Regions from separate parts of the Mus musculus genome. Here all the other regions are linked to region 1. Evidence: chromatin contacts called from ENCODE Hi-C or POLR2A ChIA-PET data. All regions are on one chromosome and are shown on one strand. Each heading gives the region's core, a stretch centred on a gene start or an enhancer-like site at or near the end of the contact. The rest is flanking DNA. Distances are from core to core; before and after follow the strand shown. Region 1 holds the start of Smo (smoothened, frizzled class receptor). Region 2 holds the start of Ahcyl2 (S-adenosylhomocysteine hydrolase-like 2). Region 3 holds the start of Tspan33 (tetraspanin 33).

Region 1 (3,567 bases), core at 606-3,105:
ATTAGCTACTTTTCATGACATTGTGAATGTTTCTTGAGAGCAAGTCTTGCCAGCACAGAAAAATAAAAACTCTCAAATTCTACAAGGATACCACCACTTGAGTACATGCTAGGATTTTAGGAAGGCTTCTGATGATAGGGTTTTTGTTTTTGTTTTTGTTTTTTGTTTTTTGTTTTTTTTGAGACAGGGTTTCTCTGTGTAGCCCTAGCTGTCCTGGAACTCACTTTGTAGACCAGGCTGGCCTCGAACTCAGAAGTCCGCCTGCTTCTGCCTCCCAAGGCATGCACCACCACGCCAGGCTCTGTTGAAAGTTTTAATTGTCAACTTGATACAATCTAGAATCCTCCGGGAAGAGAATCTCCATGCAGGATCTCTAGATGAAGCCAGCCTGTTGGTGTGTCTGTGGGTGGTTGTCTTGATTACACTAAGTGATATAGGCAGGTCTGCCTGTGATGGGCAGCACCATTCCCAAGACAGGGGATCCGGGACTGTGTTAAGTACAGAGAAGGTGCTGAGTACCAGTAAGCATGCATGTATTCATTTCTCTCTGCTCTTGATTGTGGATGCAACCAGCTAAGGTCCCTGTCTAAGGTTTTCCACAATGATGGACTATGACCTAGAATTGTGAGTCCAGAATACATCCTTTTAGCCTTATAGTTGCTATGTCAGGATATTTTATCACACCAACAAGAATAAAATTAAAACACAAAATGAGCCCCCAAATTGAATTAGATTCCTCACATAGTTCTGGAGACTTGGGTACCAATTAAGCATGTATCTGAAGTGTAGGAGTCAATTTGCTCTTAAACAACAGAGATAACAGAAACGATCTATATCTGGCTGACTGTGAGCTATTCTTACAGAAACAAGAAATGAAAAGCTATGCTATTGAGTTGTCCGTCAACAAGGAAAAGTTACTCAAGGTTCATTCAGTCCAGTCTCCTAGCCGTTGAGGGAGACTTGCTTAGGGGAGCTGTGACTTAAAGAAGCTGCAAGAAAGAAAGAACTGACGGAAGGAAGGAAGGAAGGAAGGAAGGAAGGAAGAAAGAAAGAAAGAAAGAAAGAAAGAAAGAAAGAAAGAAAGAAAGAGAGAAAGAAAGAAGAACTGAGTGGAGAAGGGAACGACAGAAACTTCATGAGGCAGCTGGGCCACAGGTATTCATCCAAGATGGACTAGTTTCCTGCGGACAAACCCGAAGGTGCATCAGGGACAGTTGATGGAAATCACAGTCCATCCAGCCCTGACATACCTGAGCGATAAAGGCTTGGTGTTGACATGTTCTCAGGATAGACATCTGTCCCCACAGGTAACAGCAGCTACTCTGAGTGACTCCGAGGTTATTTCCCCATATATATCTCGAGCAGGAAGAATTTAAAGAAGCAAAACCCCCAAACTCCGGTTCTTCTCCACCAGGGTTCTAGGTAAAGTTGAGAAAGATCTAACTAACAAAAAGCAAGAAAAGATTGGTAGGGCTGGGGAATTGGGCAGGAATGGAGTGAAAACTCTTGCCTGCTTTAGGCATCCCCCTGCCACCCTAAACTGAGAGAAATGTCCTCTCCTAAAAGTCACGTCAAACAACCTTAGGACCAACTAAAGATTCAGTCAAGTGCCTCTGGGACACAACTTGCACGCATCCCCCCCCCCCCCCCCCCCCGCGAGGGTCTTCTGTAGGGTGAAGGTTCCCGAATACCCCCACCCCAGCCCCTTCGGGCATTTAGGCCGCCAAAGCTGGGGCTCCTCCTCTCCAGCGTCTGACTCTCCCCTTGCTTTTCTTCGCTCGGGCCCTCCCCCAGCCTCCGCGGATGGGGGGGCCGGGCTTGGCTCCGCGAGGCCCGTGCATTCCAGAGAGCAGGGCCAGCTAGAGCAACAAAGGAGCCCGGTAGTCGGCAGGGAGAGCTCAGGGGGCTGCGGCGCGCTCGCGCGGAGGTGGCTGCTGGGCCGCGGGCTGGCGTGGGGGCGGAGCCGGGGACCCACTCCCGCACCCCCCCCCCCCCCCCGGCCGGCGCCTGGCCTCCATCGAGGGGCTGGGAGTCGGTTTTAATGGTGGGAGAGGGAATGGGGCTGGAGATCGGGGCCCCGGAGGGTTCCCAGGGTTGAAGACAGCTTCGATCTCCAGGCCAGGGAGTCCGGGGTCTGTGCATCCTGGCCCGGGCCTGCGCTGCTCAACATGGGGCCCGGGTTCCAAAGTTTGCAAAGTTGGGAGTCGAGGGGCCCGGACGCGCGCGGCGCCTGGCGAAAGCTGGCCCCAGACTTTCGGGGCGCACCGGTCGCCTAAGTAGCCTCCGCGGCCCCCGGGGTCGTGTGTGTGGCCAGGGGACTCCGGGGAGCTCCGGGGCGCCTCAGCTTTTGCTGAGTTGGCTGTTTGGCCATGGCCGCTGGCCGCCCCGTGCGTGGGCCCGAGCTGGCGCCCCGGAGGCTGCTGCAGTTGCTGCTGCTGGTACTGCTGGGGGGCCCGGGCCGGGGGGCGGCCTTGAGCGGGAACGTGACCGGGCCTGGGCCTCACAGCGCCAGCGGGAGCTCGAGGAGGGACGTGCCGGTGACCAGCCCTCCGCCGCCGCTGCTGAGCCACTGCGGCCGGGCCGCCCACTGCGAGCCTTTGCGCTACAACGTGTGCCTGGGCTCGGCGCTGCCCTACGGAGCCACCACCACGCTGCTGGCTGGGGACTCGGACTCGCAGGAGGAAGCGCACGGCAAGCTCGTGCTCTGGTCCGGTAAGCGCGCGGGAGTCGGGATTGCGACGCGGAGGTGATGGGACCGGCCACTGACGGAAAGAAAAGGCTCAGGCCTCAAACTGTTGGGCGGGCGCGGCTTGCACCCGGAATAGTTGGAGAAACGAGTCCGGAACTTTTGGGACAGGTTGCGTGCGGGAAGGAGACTCTGCGTGTTGGAGAAGGGGTCGGGGCAAGAGACCAGGGAAGCCAGTCGGTCACAAAGAGCCCGAGTAAGGATGGGGTTAGGGGGATGCAAGGAGGGAGAAGAGATGTATTCGTGAAGCAACAGTCCATGGGGATTCTGGGCAGTGTTCAGACCTTGAGGCAATCTGAGTTGTAGAGAAGAAAGAGAGGATGAAGGTGGAAGACATTTAAGGATTTGGAGGGAAGGGGCGAGGAAAACTTGTACATTCTGAGAAGGAAAAAAAAAATGCCTCCTTGTAGTAACTAAAAAGCCAAACGAACCACCTGGTAATCTTGATTTAGATCAGCCCAGGGAACCAATGATTTTTGTCTTGTTTTTACCCGTTTAAGTTTCCTTATCTGAAAAATGGAAGCTCTGATCCACTCGGGTTAAGAAGGAGGGAGACGATTTAAACAGTTGTTTGTGGCTCTGTGGAAATGTGAAGCCTCACGCCAGTGTATGCTGTGGAGGAACATTAAGTCTGGGGTGTTGAGAGCCTGTGGGCACCGTCCAGAGTGGCAGAAAGTCCTTTCCTTGGGGTAGGATTGTGACAGAGCCTGAAAACAGCAGACTACATCAAACAAGTCCTTCCTAGGCTATTTAGGATGGTTTATCTCTCTGCCTGTCACCCAGTTGGACTGAGAGCCTGTAGGGTGCTGGGGAGGGGACAG
Region 2 (3,594 bases), core at 264-2,763, 33 kb after region 1:
TGTAATGTATATGTGTGCTCTAACTGCTTGTACATCTGCAGGTCAGAAGAGGGCATCAGATCACCACTATAGTTGGTTGTGAGCCACCATGTGGTTGCTGGGACTTGAACTCCAGACCTCTGGAAGAGCAGCAGATGCTCTTAACTGATAAGCCATCTTGATGTTGTTATATGCCCCTTCCCCTTCCCCGCCAGGGTATCTCTGTGTAGTCCTGGCTGTCCTGGAAATTGCTCTGTAGACCAGGCTGCCTGCCTCTGCCTCCCAAGTGCTGGGATTAAAGGCTTATGCCACCACCGCCTGGCTTTTAGTCTGATTTTTAAAATTATAAGCATTTATTTCCTTTTATCATTAAAAGACTATTGGAGAACTCTTCTTAAAAGAAAAAAAATTCTATCATCAGTAGAACATTACTTTCAGGTAAGTTTCTTCTTTTTGTGACAGGCTTTGGCTAAGCAGTCAAAGCTAACCTCAACACATTTCTGATTCTCAGGTCTCTGTCTCCTGAGTGTTGGGCTTACCACTATGACCAAATGGTACGCAATTTTATTTTATTTTTGTTATTAAAAATAAAACTGGCAGCTGGTGATCTGGTCAAAAGTTAATTGAATTTGTTGCTCATTTAGAGGGCCCAGGGTAGATTCCCAGTTCTTTTCTGGTCCTTTAATTACATGTGTGCGGTAGAATTAACTTTTTTTTTTTTTTTTTTAAAGACAGGGCCTTGCTTCATAGCTCAGCTGGCCTCGAACTATTATCACTGGTGACGCATACACTTCAGATGTTCAAATTATTACTGCGTACTCCACCATACCCTGACGAGATTTCTTTCTTTGGGGATTTGATTTTAGTTACTTAATTCAAGAGTACGCCAGAAAGCATGACAGCAGGAAATGGCTTATTTCTTTTCTTCTAGAAACCAACCCACTGAAGAAAGGCTCGGAACGGAATGGAGAAACCCCATGCCTTCTAGCCTGGAGCCGGAATTCATCTCACCTGACCTGCCGCTTTTCCTTTAAAGGCCGCCCACGTGATAGCACACATGCGCACACTCCGGAGGAAATTCACGCCGTCAGGGGAGCGAGTCATTCTTGCCCCCCACTTTCCCTGGGGTTTCTGGCATTCCTTTCCGGAAACCACAACCCCTCTGGAGACATTCTCCTCATCTATTCCGTCGCGTCATCCGTTTTTATACTTTTCTGTTAGTCGCTGTCCTGGGAGTTCCCTCTCCATCAAAAACTACTTTCCGGAGGAGGGACGAAAGGACTACAACTCCCAGGGGACTCTGCGGCCTATCCCCCACCCACCCCCCCGCGAGGCGAGCGCAGTGCAAGTTGGTTGCTGAGGTCCCACGGTCTTCTAGTCGCGTGCAACCCGGAGCAAGCGCACTACAGGTTCTGTGGCGCCTCGCGCGTGAGTCAGACAGGGGTGGGGCGAGGCTCGAGAGGCCGGGCTGGCGGCGAGCGAGCGGGCGGGCGGAGGAAGGGGGTGGGAGCGGAGGCGATGGAGGGGAGGAGTGGGGGTATGGGGGAGGGAAGGGGAAGGGAGGCGGGAGGCGGGGCCGAGTGGGAGCTGGTGCGAGAGTCAGAGTCGGCGGTTGCAGTGGAGGCGGTGATGTCGGTGCAGGTTGTGTCAGCAGCGGCAGCCGCCAAGGTGCCTGAGGTGGAGCTGAAGGATCTGAGCCCCTCCGAGGCGGAGCCCCAGTTGGGACTGAGCGCGGCGGCCGTGGGCGCCATGGTACCCCCAGCGGGTGGCGGGGACCCAGAGGCTCCAGCTCCGGCTCCCGCGGCGGAGCGGCCCCCGGCCCCCGGCCCGGGCTCGGGGCCCACCGCGGCTCTGAGCCCTGCGGCCGGGAAGGTCCCTCAAGCGTCCGCCATGAAGCGGAGCGACCCTCATCACCAGCACCAGCGGCATCGCGACGGCGGCGAGGCCTTGGTCAGCCCCGACGGCACGGTCACCGAGGCGCCGCGCACGGTCAAGAAGGTACTGGGGTCGGGCTGCCTCGCTTCTCGGAGAGGCGGGGAGGGCGGGCACGGGAGTGGCGGCCCTTCAGGGCACGGCGGCACCCGGTTCCACACCCTCTAGATCGTGGAGCCGAGAGTCTTCTCCCACCCTTGAACCCGCTCTTAGAGCGGCCGCCACCCGGTGCTCCGCTGCGAAGCGAAGCCTCTAGGTACCACGGGCGTACTTTACTAATAACATGGAGGTAGCGCCCTTCACTACTACTTGAACGAGGCAGGGGGAGGAGAAGCACCTACTACTACACCCGGCGCCTCCAGCACACTCCCGCGTGTAATTTTCCGGACTGTTCGGTGGCATAGAAAAACCTTCCCTCCAGCGATAAGGATAGCAAGATCTTTTTCCTTGGAGAACGAGGAAGCTGTAGTTAGCTCTCTCTCATGAGAGCTCGGGAAACCCTCTGAGTTGCCTGGCTTCTGTACAGATGATGACTTTCTGCCTTTCTGTGGCCAACAGCTCTCCACAGGGTAGTACTGATCTGTGCCCTTCCTTTCTAGCCATTGCAATTCTCTTGTACTGCGATTGTAGACCGGTAATGGAAAGATGCTTCATTCACCCTGAAGAGGGCTGGTCTCTAGGATTACCAGATTGTACCTGAAGAGAATGCTTATTTTATTCATATCTTTATCGTGAGCAGAAAGTGTTAGGAAGAAATGCTTGCTACTTTGAGGAAAGTAATCGTTTGGGGCTGTCGGCTTCCTTCATAAATAGAAACGTGTAATGATGGTACCCCCGAATTATTTATATATTGGCTATACCCTTTACCCACTCCCCTCGTTTTTTCTCCCATTTATTGATGTCAGCACAAGAGGTAAAAGACAAGATCTGTGGATCATCTAAAAAAAAATGTGGCTTTCATTTCTTGGGAACAGTATGAACACAATGATTTACGTTTTTTCCCATTATAATGGGTGCATTTTGTTCCGTCAGAACAACAGTAAAAAAAGATATGAAGTGTACATTGGGTTTACTATGTAGAGTTTAGGTGAACCTTGGCTCCAGCAAAACATTTTGTTGTAATTACCTCATGACTTAGGGCAGTTAACTTTTTCATTTGGTAGTGCTAAATGATGTCAGAGGCAAGACTGAAGGAATTTAACAGTGCTTTAGGGCATGCTGTGTCCTTTGCAGTTTGGTGTGTTGTCCTCCCCTCTCCATGCAATTATAGTTAAATGGAGGAATTACACTTAAAAGATGCAGCCTGGGCTAGTGCTGGAAGTACTTAGGTCAAAATTAGGAAATCCAAAGCCTATTTCTCACTTGTTAAGATGGTTTGTAGCTTTGGCCAAATCTTTTTCTTGTGACTGTTTTTTTTTTTTCCCTAAAGTTTGTAATTTAGTTCTTTTAAGGGTAAAATGTTTAACAATTTACTTTTAGAGTGAAGTTTATACTTAGGTGCAGACCTAAGTTTGAACATAGTACTCCCTTCCCCAGATTTAACTTTTGAATAAGTCTATAAGGTAATTTCTCCAATAAAATGGGGGTACTAATTATGATTAAAGATTAAAAATGTTTATGGTCATCACATAGAACTTGGTACCTACAGTAGGATCTTAAACAATAACTTATTAAAATTTATTA
Region 3 (3,724 bases), core at 111-2,610, 41 kb before region 1:
CGCGGTTTGCTTTTATCTGTCCAAGCTTCGACACACCTTTTTGTGTCCACCTGGATTTCACGTCCCCACTGTCTCTAAAATCTCATCCTCCTCGTTTCTCCCGCCATGACACCTTCTGGTGCTCAACTTCTTCCAATTACATAATAGTTATTCATGCAGTTATTGTATTTCCACACTGGATTTTGAATCCTATTGAAACAAAATACCAGGGCTAGAGATATGGCTCAGTTATTAAGAGCACTTGTTGCTCTTACAGAGGACCAAAGTTCAGTTCCCAGCACTGACTTAAGGAGCTCACAAATCCCGGTAACTCCAGTTCCTGGGGATCTGACATCCTTTTCTGGCTTCCATCAGCACCTGTGTGCACAGTGGTACACACACACACACACACACACACACACACACTCACACACACACACATTTTAAAAGAATCTTTTAAAGGAGTGAAAGTACCACATTTTAGTGAGCCCCCTTATCAGCCATCTCCGTGTAAGTCATTTGCATGCACTAACAGATTCTTATTTGATCAATGCCTTACGCTGCAGTTTTCCCACTCAACGTTACAAAAAGTGTAGCTTGGGGAATCACGCTATTGATGGCAAAATCAGACTCCTCCCCAGGTTAAAATCGTACTTGTGTAGCTAGTACAATGTACACCACATTGTACTTGGGAGTCAATCTGTGCATATCCTATTAACATGCCAAACACAAAACAAAACAAAATTAAAAACAAAAAACCGGTGTCTCCACGTAAACAAACGTTCTGAGAGGGTTTGGATAGAGAGGTTGGACGGTAATGAGAGAAAAGGATGGTTTGAGAATTCCACTGTTAGGTTATGAGGCTTTTAAAACGAGCATTTAAAGTATTTGATTGCTAAGCAGGGGTATTTATTCTTCTCTTTCTGGTTGTTAGTACCTGTCATTTGTCACTCTGATTTTATTGTCTTGATCCCTGAGGATCAACCTTCTTTTCTATTCCCACAGCGTTTAACGAATTGCTCAACACACAAAGTGCGTACTTGTTGATTTTAACGTACGTGTGTTTGCGTGCGTGCACAGCAACTGGGCAGAGGACGTGGGTGTGGGATGCAGGAAACATTCCTTTTCCTCATTCTTTTTCCCTTAAGCAGCTGCAGCCTGCAGGCTTTCCGTCTAGGCGGGCAGAAGCAGAACCACTGACCCTTTAGCAAGTTGTCCCTCACAGAACAGGTGTCTCCCCCGCCTCTCGGAGGAGAGGGATGGCTGGCTGCTTAGTGACATGGGCCGCCGACCAATGAGAAGTCAGCCTCGGGCAGCCTCACCAATGGCCGTCCGGGGGGCGGGCCCGGTTTCCTGAGAGCCGGGCGGGCCAAGCTGGTCTGCGGCCGCGGTGGAGTCTCCGCTGCTCACGCTGCCCGCCGCGGCTTCAGCGGCGGCGCCGTTCCCTGGCCGCGCGGCTCCCCGACGCACGGTTCGGGCGGCTCCCGGCGCGGCGCGGCTGCCCCGGCGTTCGGGTCCCCGTGGCCCCGCGGCTCCCGCCCCGGGCTGCAGGGCGCACAGGTGGGCCGGTGGCCGCTGGGAGATAGGCCCCCCGGGGGCAGCGGCGGACCATGGCGCGGAGACCTGGCGTGCCGGCTGCCTACGGGGACGAGTTCTCCTTCGTCAGCCCGCTGGTGAAATACCTGCTCTTCTTCTTCAACATGCTCTTCTGGGTGAGATTCGGGGGGTCAGGGGGCACCCGGACTCTCGGGCATCTCTGGAGCGCCGAGGGGGCTGCCTGAGGCTGGGAGGTTTGGCCTGGGCTGCCCGGTGCCCAGGAGCGTGTCGAGTGGTGCTTCGTAGTTTTCTGAGCTGGTGACACTTGGGGGCATTTCTCCGGGGGAGGAAAACCACAGTGGCGCCGTGTCAAAAGGGGACGTTAAGAGGTGGGCAATCATCCTTGCTGCCAGGGATGAAGCTTTAGCAGGGATGAGGATCTGTGTCAGGCCATGAAATAAAAAGGGTTTGGGGAAAGAAAGAGCTGGCTGGACAGCCCCATGGGCATATTTCATGGTTAGGGACTTTCAGGCCTGGGGGCTGGAAGGCCCGACTGGCCATACGGGGCGCGGGGCGGGGGTGGAGGGAGAGAGAAGGAAGAGAAACCCCAAGCCTTCCTTCGCCCCAGTTCCTCAGGGGCTTGTGTCAAGGGACTATATCTGTCCCTTTTGCAGGCCTCGGGTGTCTGCTCCTGTCAGGGCTGAAAAGGGTTAAGAATGGTCTCCAGGTCCGATGTGTACCCCAGCATGGCCCTAAACTTTGCCCTACCTTCTTCAAGACCAGCTTCTCTACTTGGAGCTGACAGGCTTCAGATGATTCAAATAGGATTTTGTTGTTGTTGTTGTTGTTGTTGTTGGGCTGGAAGCTATGGCTCCTTTCAGAATCTTTTGTTTGGGGTGGAAAAGTGTAAACAATATTAACCCCGAGCTCCTGACACCTGGATTTCCGTCCCCTCTCTACCATCCTTATTGATTTGACTGATCTGGGTAAATATGTTCAAGTCCACAGGCCTGCCCTTCCTCCCAGCAAAAATCTAATGCAGTGTATTGGGGGATGGCAGGAGAGGGCTGAGAATTCAGGGGGAGGGGGAGCCCATTAGAGAATGCTAGCTGAGTCCTGTTTCATAGCCAGAGAGTGCGTGGGCCCCTCTGGATTTGATAACAAGGGGAAGTCCTTCCCCATCTCTCCATTCTTCTGCCAGCTTCTACTGCACCAAAGCTGCAGCCCAGAAGCCTATCATCTTTGCCTCTTTCAGCCTGAGACCAATAGTTCAGATTTGCCAGAGGGAATAATAGTGGGCCTGAACGGCCTCCTGGGAAAAGGCAGATCCAAGGCCACTGCTGGAAAGGTTTCACAGGGGCCCTGGTGTGAAGCACAGGCACAGGGTACATAAGTGCCAGCCTATTGGGACAAATGAGAGACATCCCAGAGGGTGGTGATGACGCTCACTCTCAGCCATTGTACTCTTGGGAAGATTGAAGTTTTGGGCTTCTGTCACAGTCTCGGTTTTGGAACTAGAAAATCCAGCAGTTGCTGAACTTCCACGGTTTTATACAGGAGAAAGTTAAATCGCAACAACAGTCAGGATTTTCACCCGTGGCACCAGCTGGTTAGCAGGCTTGGGCTGGTGATTTTCAATTGAGCCAGCATGTGTGTAGGGAAAGCCCGGGACTTGGATGGCTGCTACTGTGGCTGGGGTAACCAGTCAACCCAAGTTCTCTTGGCCTTACTTCTGCTTCCCTGGGAGATTTGAAAACAGCAAAAGCCCTCTCCACCACCCTGCAGGGCTGAGGGAATGTACTAAGGGGAACTCACCACAAAGGGGCAGGCACTAGTGAAACCACCTTCAGTGGGGCCTCACATGGGCTTCCCGGCCGAGGCCTTGCTCCTTTGGAGCCTCACTCTTACCTGCCCTCCTCAATGCCGGCAGCCAGTGCCTCTGTCACTCGTGTTCACGATCTCACAATCGCTTTCTTGGATTGTTTGCTTCCACCCTATGCCCTTTTATCAAACAAATAACTTTGGGAGGTTCACAGTCTGGAAGAGAGCCAAGCTCATAGGCCCATTTACCTTGGTGAAGAATGTAAACTATATAAATAAAATAATAATAATAAAACATCTTAAAGATGTAACCACAAACGCCTCATGAAGGCCTTTTGGCATCTGCACACATGGGTGACAAAATGCTCTCTCACCTGCTTGGAAAGCA

What was found. A loop is a pair of places that touch in the nucleus more often than their neighbours do. ChIA-PET counts read pairs that join two places held with the same protein, here RNA polymerase II (POLR2A).
Region 2: a loop to region 1 is called in a map of heart, with 2.9 times the contacts of the local background. The contact joins the promoter of Ahcyl2 here to the promoter of Smo in region 1. A Hi-C loop is called at or near these places in 3 of 37 maps with a recorded cell type or tissue (T-helper 2 cell and heart). POLR2A ChIA-PET finds 5 or more read pairs at or near these places in 4 of 5 experiments (Patski and embryonic stem cell).
Region 3: POLR2A ChIA-PET joins it to region 1 with 37 read pairs in Patski. The contact joins the promoter of Tspan33 here to the promoter of Smo in region 1. POLR2A ChIA-PET finds 5 or more read pairs at or near these places in 3 of 5 experiments (Patski and embryonic stem cell).

Annotation. Positions count from the first base shown.
Region 1 is chr6:29,733,642-29,737,208 of GRCm38, forward strand. It overlaps Smo (smoothened, frizzled class receptor), which reads left to right and starts at 1,856. Exons shown (of 12, transcript NM_176996.4): 1 at 1,856-2,712. The coding sequence starts at 2,370.
Region 2 is chr6:29,766,930-29,770,523 of GRCm38, forward strand. It overlaps Ahcyl2 (S-adenosylhomocysteine hydrolase-like 2), which reads left to right and starts at 1,514. Exons shown (of 17, transcript NM_001171000.2): 1 at 1,514-1,977. The coding sequence starts at 1,609.
Region 3 is chr6:29,692,854-29,696,577 of GRCm38, forward strand. It overlaps Tspan33 (tetraspanin 33), which reads left to right and starts at 1,361. Exons shown (of 8, transcript NM_146173.3): 1 at 1,361-1,691. The coding sequence starts at 1,590.